2 separate regions of the Mus musculus genome follow, and region 1 is linked to region 2. Evidence: chromatin loops called from intact Hi-C (ENCODE). Cell type or tissue: left cerebral cortex. All regions are shown on one strand. Each heading gives the region's core, and the rest is flanking DNA. Links, peaks and the distances in the headings are about the cores only.

Evidence for each region. Hi-C counts contacts between places; a loop is a spot of excess contacts. Peaks named below come from ENCODE experiments on the same cell type or tissue, not always from the same donor. Only the 100,000 strongest peaks of a DNase experiment are listed, where the experiment ranks them.
Region 1: a loop joins it to region 2, with 3 times the contacts of the local background. A loop is called at or near these places in 20 of 42 quality-filtered maps.

What each region holds. Positions count from the first base shown.
Region 1 is chr2:151,545,626-151,550,998 of GRCm38, reverse strand. The region is part of intron 2 of Fkbp1a (FK506 binding protein 1a); the gene reads right to left. Among named protein-coding and RNA genes, the nearest start is that of Fkbp1a, 5.8 kb to the right of the region's middle. In left cerebral cortex, for the core only: a CTCF peak has its summit at 2,953; no DNase peak of the experiment used is centred there; H3K4me3 peaks cover 89 bases.
Region 2 is chr2:151,491,510-151,496,882 of GRCm38, reverse strand. It overlaps Nsfl1c (NSFL1 (p97) cofactor (p47)), which reads right to left and starts at 2,701. Exons shown (of 10, transcript NM_198326.3): 1 at 2,471-2,701; 2 at 202-299. The coding sequence starts at 2,575. In left cerebral cortex, for the core only: a CTCF peak has its summit at 2,749 (motif pointing left); DNase peaks (open chromatin) are centred at 2,172 and 2,686; H3K4me3 peaks cover 1,408 bases; H3K27ac peaks cover 654 bases.

The DNA.
Region 1 (5,373 bases), core at 248-5,247, 54 kb before region 2:
AGAATATCCTAGAGGAGAGCCGGGAGAGGGCAACTGAGGCCGCTGTTGACACACAACAGGCTTTTGCTCTCAAGACCACACTTACATTGCTGCTGCAGTAGCCACTTTCATTTCTGATTAGACACAAACTCCACTTCATGACTGAGAGCTGTCTGAAGAGCTGTAGATTCTCAGTTTCCAGCCTTAAATCATGGTACTCAGGGCCGAATGAAACTCAAGATCACAGACATGGATTCTGTCCTATGTCCCAATGGCATCTGGCTCAACCCTTGGCTCTTCTTACTTGACTTAAGGACACTTAAGATAAGCAGGAGGCTTCCATATTTAGACCTTCTTCCCTATATGGCAAGCAGCAGCTGGGGGATGCTCCTAGAAGGGCTGGCTTTACTTTGCAGAACATGGCAAGAAATGGGCATGTCCAATGTAAAGCACAAGACAAGATGAGGCTCCCTATGTAAAGGCTCCCTCTGCACACAGCCCATGCCGCTTCTATCCCATACAGCTTCTCACTGGGGGCAATCAGGCTCAAATCCTTGCAGGGAAGGATTTTGGGAGTTTGGGGGGAGATTCCAATCTATCCCCACCATAGCATGCCAGGCAAGCGCTCCATCAGTCATACCCAGCTCTGGAGCGTGCTCTTATTCACAAGTAACTGGCAAAGGGAAAAGACACAGGCAACACCTGGTAAGCACAGCGCCACAGTGGCCTAGACTGCAATCCCAGTGCTTGGCTCAGGCCACAGAAAGAGTGAGGTTCAAGATCAAGACTCAAATCCATGAGGACCACCGAGCATCAGCAGATTATTTCTGGCACTCTGCTTTTCAGAAGGCAGAGTCCCAATGCCTTCTGCTTGAGTCAAGACTCGAGCTTCAGTAACTATAGTGAAAGCTCATTCTCAGTACTCACCAATTTCTACATGAGGTTTCCCAGGCAGCATTCTATGGACTACAATACAGGAAACCCCACTATTTAAATAAAATGAAATGATCAACTAACTAAACATGACAAAATCAAAGCTAAGTTCCTGTCACTTGCCAATGGGAGAGGGAGGAGTTGCTGAGGCCAAAATCCAGATTAGTTTCCTAAGTGCAACCAGTGCAGCTGTTGAATGAAAGGGGGAGCCACCCAAAGGCATGTCAGCCTGCAGCCTCGCAACTGAAACCACGCAGGACTTTCCCAGGTGAGAGCACTGTCAGAGGCCTCAGGACAGACCTGTTTCTCTTCCCTCTTTATTAGACACAGAAGCTTCCCAAACCCACTTCTGTGTAACTTCTGCGTTAGAAAGACAACATTCCCATGCTAAGTTTACCAAAGAGGACAGGGGAGCAGTCATCCATATGTTTCCATAGCTAGTCATGGTGGTTACACTGATGATTTAATTGAACAGCATGCAGATCAGTTAAGAATGGGTATGGCTAGAAAATCAGTTTAGCTGACGAGTCAGTACAGGAAAGACAGAAAGAACGCTGCTGCTAGTAATGAACTGGAAAGGCTTAGCATTTAGACTTCTCACAATAGACCTTACTTTATTATAAGAAAACAAAATTGGTACTTGGAAAATACCATACTCAAAGAAAAAGCAATGGCTCTTCAGCAAGTGTCTGAGCTGTTTTAGTCCACTTCTAGGCCCCCGTGACTGCACGACTGCACCCCAGTGTAACCTTCCTGCACTTATAAGGATACCCTTGGTGAATGGTATGGCCAGAGGTCAAGTGCCTATCCAAAGAAGGAACCAACTCCATCCCATCACTTGCCTGGTCCATTAAGTGCAAGCACATGCCCAACCATGAGCAAACACTTCTTATCTTTAGCCATATCCCTTAGATTCTAGACCAAAAGTTTTCAAAGTCAAGATCCACAATGGAAGGAGCTGTGCAACAATATGAAGAACACAGGTAGAGTAAATTCTTCCCTTGTGGGCGTGTCATTCAGTTCCCACATTAATCACAATATAAACAGTGGCTAGCCAGATACATGCAATGCTCTAGGACGTACTCCTCCCAAATGGTTCATCCCCTTCCCTGGCTTTTCTGCTTCTGTTCCTGCTCTTCCTCCAGCATAAATCTGACAAGAGCCTAACACAGGGCCTTTGAAACAACACAAACAGGCCCTTGCTTTTTAAAGCCCTCGCCTGGCTCACCATCTCTTTCAGAAGACTCTAACCTCCTTAAAAGTGGCTCCCAAGAGCTGTCACCTCTCTGATCTTGCTGCCCCCTGCCTCCACTTCTCTGCTCCAGGCACTGTAGTCTGCATTCACATCAAGTACACTCCTATTTGCAGCCTTGCTGCTGTGCTGCCCACTCTTGCTCAAACCGCCCTATGCACTAATCCCCTGACTCCTTCAACTATATTATTCTCACTTTCTCAATAAGGCCTTTGCCATTTAAAATCTTGACCTATTCTTATCTCTCCTTAGCACTATTGAACAATACATTTTTGCATAATCACATTAATTATGCCTTTTCCACAACAACTAAAAATCTACAAGGGTAGGAATTGTGTTCTACTTCATTCTTAAATTCTTGGTGCTCAGTACAGTACCTCACACACAGACATGAGTTCATATAAAGAAATCAAAGATCCCTTCTAACTCCAGGCATATGTACACTTGGATAACTCTTTCCTCTTGCCTGGCTGAGGCACTGACACTCAAAGTGCCACTGCTTCTAGGCACTTCTCGCTTACAGGTGCCAGTTGCCATGAAGATTTCAATGAATGGCTCTCTCCCACCTCCTGATGATATCATTGAATAATAGAGGGAAGGGTGAACCATGGGAGTAATGGATACAAGGAGAAAGGAACAAAGTCCAAAAAGAGACTTAAGTACTTTCTCTTTCTAGACTGAAGAAAACAGAAACCCCTGACACAGTATCAGGAAGGTCGGAGTGCAGGTAGTGTATTAGTACTTACTAAAGGGGGCAGACACACTCCCTACCCCTCCTGCTCCCCTAGTGGTTAGAGCTCTTGGGAGAGAAAGTCCACATTTAGAGGCACACAGAGCATCCCACTACAGTGAGTGAACCTCAAAAGAAGCAAGGCTGTAAAACCAGCTTTGGAAACAACTGTGATGATTTCATTGAGTTTGGTTTGGGATAGGACCAGATCACTTTACATTGTCTTGGATGTAACAAGCAAGAAAATAATACTCTCATGGCAGGTAAGACACCAGGATATTTCAAGTTAATATGGCCCAGCTAAGCTGGGCTTAGAGGCATGCTGCCTCCCAGTTCTTGGGAGGCAGAGGCAGGCAGACCTTCGTGAGTTCAAGGCCAGCCTGGTCTACACGGTAAGTCCCAGGACAGCCAGGGCTACACAGTGAGACTGTCTTGAGAAACAAAACAATGGCCCTATGGTTATAGGTTACTAAACTTCAGAGTGGATAGTAACAGTGCATGTAACAAAATGTCAACCTGTGCCAAGGCAGTAGCACTCAGGCACACACTTCTGTTTTCACTTTTCTTTCTTTAAAAAGGTCTCCAAGAATAGTGGCACCACATATTCTTTGGGGGTACAACAAAAGAGTTTCTTCTGCCCTTACCTGTGGAAGACAACAGACTTTGTGTAATTAATTTGAGAACTCACAATGCCATAGGAAGGCAACCCTTCCACAGCAGGATCCACTTCATGGTGCCAACATCTTACCAAGCTAAGGAAATCTGGCAACAGAAATCAACCCCTAATGTGTTCACACAGCCAAGGTAGCACAGTGCAGCTGGACTACTCTCACCCAGGGGAGCTTCGTTGTGCACATACCGGGGTATGGCTGTAGATGGGCACTTGTTCCACTCCACCTCTTTTGCATACCAATTTCTCCAACAGGAGCTTGGGGCAACCACTTCAATCTTTTGTGTCTAAAAAAGGGTTTCACCATGTGAAACCTGGAACTTGTTAGGTAGCCCAGGGTGCCCTCAAGTTCATCATGATCGAGCTGCTGCTATGAGTGCTGGGATTAAAGGGCACGGGGTACCACACCTAGCTTCCAAATGCTTCAATCTTAAGCATCCAAGTCTGACGACCACTCTCAACAGTTTTGGTGCCAAGATCACAGTTCAACCTTGTTTCTAACTCTAGACCCCACAATGGACACGAGCTCCATTGCCTGGTATGTGGAGCATAAGATTTAAGCACAGCTGGAGCAGTGCCATAGCTGCCCGTGCCTCTACTCACAAGGTGCTACTTCTCCCAAACGCCCACCCTTTGAGGAGCACGCCTGGCATCATTTATTTCTTGCTGATGTCCTAGGTTGGAACACCCTCACACTGGGGATACAGCTAGGTACTATGTATCTATCCCCCAGAGGGAGAAGGTTAAAATTCAAGTCAGCTCAAGACATGTTCCTCAGACTCAGAGGAAGGCAGCATACCAAGTTCCCTTAGCCCCACTGCCCAAAACCACTCTTTCACACAATCCACTCCAGCTCCTGGGCCTTGCATAAGAACTTTCCCTCGAGATGGCCTTGAAGCCCACTACCAAACTTGCTGTGCATGCTGCTGGAGGTGGGTGACACTTATCAGGACTTTTCCAACGGTCTCCATTAAAAGTAAACTCCTCCTTCCCCATCCCTCTCTGCTTTACTCTCTCTATTGTGCCTCTCACTATCTGACATGTCGCACTGTCAAGCTGGTCCCCCTCTTGAGCTAAACCCTACTAGATCAGGTCTTCCTCTAGTCAGTTTACTAGCCACTTGTGCCTGGTTTGTTGCTGTACAAAGGAGAAAACAAACAAAAACCCCAAACAACAACAACAACAACAACAACAACAAAACATTGTCACAACTACCCATACAGCTCAGCCTATTTTGTGACAGACACTACACACTAGAAAAAATACCACCTGAGGCATTTCTTAAATATGAGCTTCCCTCCAGACATCAGGTCACCAACTAAGGAACAGCAGAGAAGAGGGACGAAAACTAAAGAAAAATTCAAAGTCATGGGCCAGCCCTGGCCTGGGAGCTTTGACTGCCCTAGGCAGACTGGAGATGATGCCAAGGGACTCTTAGCTTCTCCATCAGACACCAAGAGGCTATGTAAGACTTAAGCACAATCCCAAGGACAAGATGTCTAGCTATATTTTAAGAGGAAAAAAAAAAAAAAAAAGAATTCCTTCAGTCCACTTGAGACTGCTCTGACAGTGGCAAGCATGTGGCCTGCTGTGGCCTTGTGAAAAGGGATATGCACTAGGATAAGCGGCACAGCAACCAGGAGGCAGCCTTTGAGGATTTATTGTATGGTTTACTGACCTATCTCCTCCCTCAGGCCTCAGGCAAGGCTTGTCACACCCCTCAGAAAATCACTAGATATTCTCAGTGGCACTCAGAGGTCTTCTTCAAGCCTGCACTTACGCTGGGTTCTGGCAGAGGTCACAGAAAAC
Region 2 (5,373 bases), core at 91-5,090:
ATTCAAAACAAAAACAAGGAAGCAAGCAAGCAAACAAACAAACAAACAAACCAAGCCACAAAAAAACCCTTGTAAGTTGACCTTTGAATCCCTCAGTTCTTTTTAGTTGATCTTTAAACCTCTTGGTTCATAATCTGTCAAGTCAGAAAGGAAAGTCCCTTTTCTGGAAACATTCATGTAGCAACTGAAGTTGGTCCTTACCTAGGAGCTGTGCCTCTGGACACTGAACTTGGGGTTGCTTGTGAAATGGTCACAATGTCTTCATCCCCTCCATCCTCATAAAAGCTTGCAAGTGCAATCTAAAACACACAGACAGAGTACTTTGGGACCCTCCAGGCTTTCATCTGACACATATCTCACAATGGAACAAAAACATGAAGACAAAACCCATACTTTGGTTCCTACACCTGGAACCAAAGAAGATTAGATGAAAAGGCAATAGACATGTTAGCCTGGAAGTGAAGATGGGGATATATTACTTCAGGGGGAAATCCACCCACCAAGGGAAACAAAGATACTAAATAAAATTAATATGAAAAACATAAAGGAAGACCACCAACTATTATTTATCCATGTGTCAGGTCGTCTGTACACTATATATTAATTCATTTAATCTACTCAGAATTTCGTAATTAGTATCATTATTGTCTCACTTTATAGCTGGCACAAATGGACTGCAAAATGAAGACAGCTTCTGGAGGTAAGAAGTGGGGTCAGGTTCAACCCCAGGCAGCATGCTCAGGCCCTCAAGCTTATGTTCTAAGAGGAAGAAGAGTATAGGGACAGATGCTACATTTCCTTTCTTTGTGAAGCCCGGTTCCTGTTTGAAATGGGGATGCTGTTCCACCAAACCTATAAAACTGAAGGAGATAATCACTAAAGTTAACGCAGTCACCTTAGCTTTACACATGTGAAAGCCCTTCATATGAGTCCTTTGGTCATTTGTGACTGTCGCCAACTCAATGAGAAGGCATTGATTTATCACACATTCTCCACACAAAGAGAGAAGACAGAACAATGAAGTCCCACGGAGATGGAGGAGGCACCTCCTGTCTAAAAGGTAACCAACTGTCTAGGAGGAAATGAGCTGTCATGGGACAATCAGTCTGAAGGTATTCTTCATGTAGTATAACCAGCTTCTGGGAAGTCATGTGCCATCGTAGGAGTTGTACTAAACTGACATTTAGAGAACCTGCATTCAAGTCCTGGCACTGCTAGTCAAGTTACCACACAGGTAAGAGCCTCAGTTCGGATGATCTACTGGGATAGAAGCTTTTCTCTTATGTATTTCCACTCAGCACAGAGGCTTCACAGCGCCTTTAAGAGCATCTTTCTGTTTGTTATGTTTTTGAAAGAGGGACTATTTACTCCTGGAACTATGTAGATCAGGCTGGTCTCGAACTCAGAGATCTTCTGCCTCCAGAGTGCTGAAAGAGTTAAAGGAATAAAGATCCCTAATGTTTGGGAAGCTAAATATTACAGTCAGTAGACATGGTTACATCAGAAAGCTCACACAGTGAGCACATTCGGTGTCCCTTTGAGGGTCCAATTCCTTATCCATAAGATAGGGTTAGTCTTTACCTGTTTAATTAGTAGTTAGCTCTTCAGCAAGTTATTTATCCTCCAAGTCTCAGCTGCAATGTGAGACATGTAAATGAGACATTCTGTAATGCTGAACAGTGCCTGGCTTGTTGTAGGTACTCAAGAAATATTAGTCATCGTCATCTACCTAAGATGTAGGCTGGCCAAGGACATTTATGCAATCAATTCTTTCTAACATTAATTACTGTGTTTCTGAGCAATAAGAGATGGGTGTTGCTCTAGGGATCAGAAGTGTGCAACATTTTATGCCTGGTGGAGCTTTGCCTTCTAAATTAATTCCTTAGTGACTATTTACTACATGCCAGTGAACAAGACAGTAAGTCCTAAGAAATTCCCATTTTACAGTTAACTACGAAATGTGCAGAGACCCCAAACGTGCGCCACAATCCCACAGGTAGTTTCTCCCTGCAATTAGGCAAGAGTGGGGCGTGGGCTGATGCCTTGCAGGGTTTCCCCCACCAGCACAGCATCCTTGCAGAAGCGGAATCGGAAGGCCACCGCGACCTCGGTGGGGCTCCATCTGGAAGCAGGGCACTCGATTCCACCCGGCCACCCGCAGGCACTCGCCGTGGCAGCCACGCCCCCAGGCGACGACTCCACGCGGACTGCGGCAGCGCCCAAAGTCTCGCCAACACTGCGAGCCCGCAGGAAAACAGAGGCCCTGCAAAGCAGGGCCCGCCCGCCTCCATGAACTTCCAAGCCAGGCCGGTGACGCGTGGCAAGCGACCCCAGGCACCATGAGGCCTGGGCCAGGCAGGGCCCAGCCCCGCAGGGATGACTGTGCGCTTCGGCCGCGTAGGGATCGCAGAGCCGACGCCGCACTCCGTATTCCCCAGCCCGTCCGAAGCGGCCCGCCTCGCGGCGCTACCTGCAGGTCCCAGCCAGCCGACTCCAGGAAGAAACGGGCCCTGTCCTCCTCAGTGCCAGTCACCGCCACGAACTCCCTCAACGCGTCCTGCCGCTCCTCCGCCATCTTCGCCCCGTGCACTTCCCAAACCGCTCCGGCGGACACTGCAACAGCCCGAACCCCAGGTCTGCGTTCCGCCCGCCGTTCTACCGCGTCCAGCCGCTGGGCGCCTGCTCGTAGGCTCCGCCCAATGCGGTGCCACAGGAAAAGCCCTCCGTGTGGGAAACCTAGCCGCCTCGCGCCCTCTGGTGGCCCCTATGTGAGCCTCACCTTAATGGCTGAAGTAGAAGGTCGATGGAAGTGAGTAGGGAGGGGCTGGTTTTCCCACAGGATGAAGTAGTCCCGAAATCAGATCCTGGAAATTACTCATGGTCTCATCCCTTTATTTCGTTAATTATTTATTTGCACATTAATTTCCTTCTTGAAGCATTACGCTGTCTATGGCTTGATGCTCTTCCAAGGGCTGTGGAAATAACAGAGATAAAACAAAGTATCCTGTCTTCTTGTTGCTTATGTCCTTTGACCCTAACAGTTCTAACCGATGCTCACATCCCCATGGTTTCCTATCTTAAACTAGTATAAGTCTCAGCCTGCCACTTTCCACAGCATCTAGCAAATCACCATTGCATTGCCACTGGCAGGCTGGCCCAGGACAAGGAGACTCAGAGCAGAGGTAAGATGGACATGTGTCACCTACAGAGAAAGTTTAGAGCTCTCTCTCCAACAGTGCTGCCCCTCAAGTGAAAGTGGGGACAAGTGAAGCTGGGAGCCTCCTAAGTCCATCTATTTATCCCTCATTTTCAAGGTTAAACTGTTACCATCCTACAATCTGCTAAGTTGGTGACCAGCAATTATTCTACCAGAACTTATTGAGTGTTCAGTGAGGTTCCTGTCAGCTGATTATATGCTTTGTTTTTCTCCTCTTCTTCCTATGCCTGACTCAGAGCCACATTCACTGTGCATGAAGCCACTACTAATGAATGTGTGAATGAATGAATAAGTGAATGGATGAAATAACACATGGATCAGACAATGAGGATCTCACAGGGAGTGGTCTATGCAAGAGCCCCTTTCAGTCTTTTTGTTCCACAGAGTCATACTATGAGAATGAAGAGCAGGAAGTAGCTCTGCCAGGGGCATCTCCAACTTCTAAGCCAGCCTCGGGCATGGCTGCAAACGCGACAGCACTGGATTGGTGTGAATACCGTCCTTTGGTATAACTGCAGATCAGTCCCACTGTAACCAACTGAAAAGGCCCACAGAGGCCATTTGGAACCTAACACATTGCAGAGAAGCAGTAAGGAGAACCCTATCTGCTTTTGATGCTGGTCCGATTCATAGTCAGCCCTCTGCCCAGCCTGACAGCTATCAAGAAGACTATAGGAATAATTGTGGGTGCAGGGCATTAGGGTTCCCTTAGCCTGCTGAAGGTGCTGTGTTCACATTATTATCTATTTCATCATAAAATAAACCTCTGCTAGGTAGAGGTTAGTATTCCCATTTTACAGGTAAAGACAGAAACCAGAGGTTCAGTAGGACCACACCTAATGAAAAGTACAACCTGGGCCTTGCCGTCCCAGCTTCTCAGGTGCCTGAGACTGAAAGAGTGACCTTGCAGAGCATATTTAAAGTCAGTCTGGGAAACAAAACTAAACCTGGTGAGAAAGTGAATCCATGCTAAAAGGCAGAGGATGCAGCCCAGTGCCAGAGGCCTTGCCTGTCATGGGAGAGGCTATAGTTTCAATCCCAGTTTTAAACAAATGTCCTAGCCTGGAAGTTTGGAGAAAGACTGACCAAGCCTCTATCTTCGCTGTCTCTCTACATATACACAGCATCACCCACAGCTCCACCTGTGGTCAAGTTCTGGTTTCAATTTAAAGCTGACTTTCTTGTCATTCAGGTATGAAATGTACCCAGAACCTATAGCTTCCAGTTAGTCCATTCCACATGTTCTCCCAAATATCCAGGGCACTCCACACAATACTCATGGCTTCCAGACTAACACACACACACACACACACACACACACACACACACACACACTCCACCACTACCACCACCACCACCACCACCACCACCAGAACAACAACATTACTCCAGGATAACATACACATATATCACCATCATCACCATCACCATCATCATCATCATCACCACCACCTATGGCGTCCATGGCACTCTACTCCTCGAATAGCCCAGCTTAAGTGCACATTATGCTTTTCAGATTTCCAAACCCACACCATCCCTATTTCAGTACTCTCATTCCAGGTCAGTTTGCACTTACTGGCTATTTGCTACCTTGCTGGAAGGAGGTTCTGGGCATCACAGACAGACCGGGAGGGTTTGTTTTAAAAGTTTGCATATCTCTCTTCTGTGAAAGTACAGGCAAGGGAGTCACTGAGCAGATTCTGTCAGCTGAGGGCAGGTGACTGCAAATGTTTCCACTGAAATAGTGTCAGGTCACCTGTTAAAGGTAGAAGGATATATCCTAAAGAATGATGGGGGGAGTGCTGGTTGGCAGTGGTGTGTATCTCTAATTTCAACATTTGGAAGGCAGAGACAAGTGGATCTCTGAGTCTGAGGCCACTCTGATCTGCAGAGTGAGTTCCAGGATAGTCAGGGATCTACAGAGAAACCTACACACACACACACACACACACACACACACACACACACACACACACACACACACACACACGGCGGGCTCTGTGGCTGCCTGTGAAGAACACCAGCTAGAAGCACTATACAAAAGTCACAGTCAGGCTTACAAAATAGAGGGGACCTAGTATAGAGTCTGAAGGGCAGAATTTCCAGCCCTTCCTCCTATCTCCCTCCTATCTCAGAAGACATAACAAACATTGACA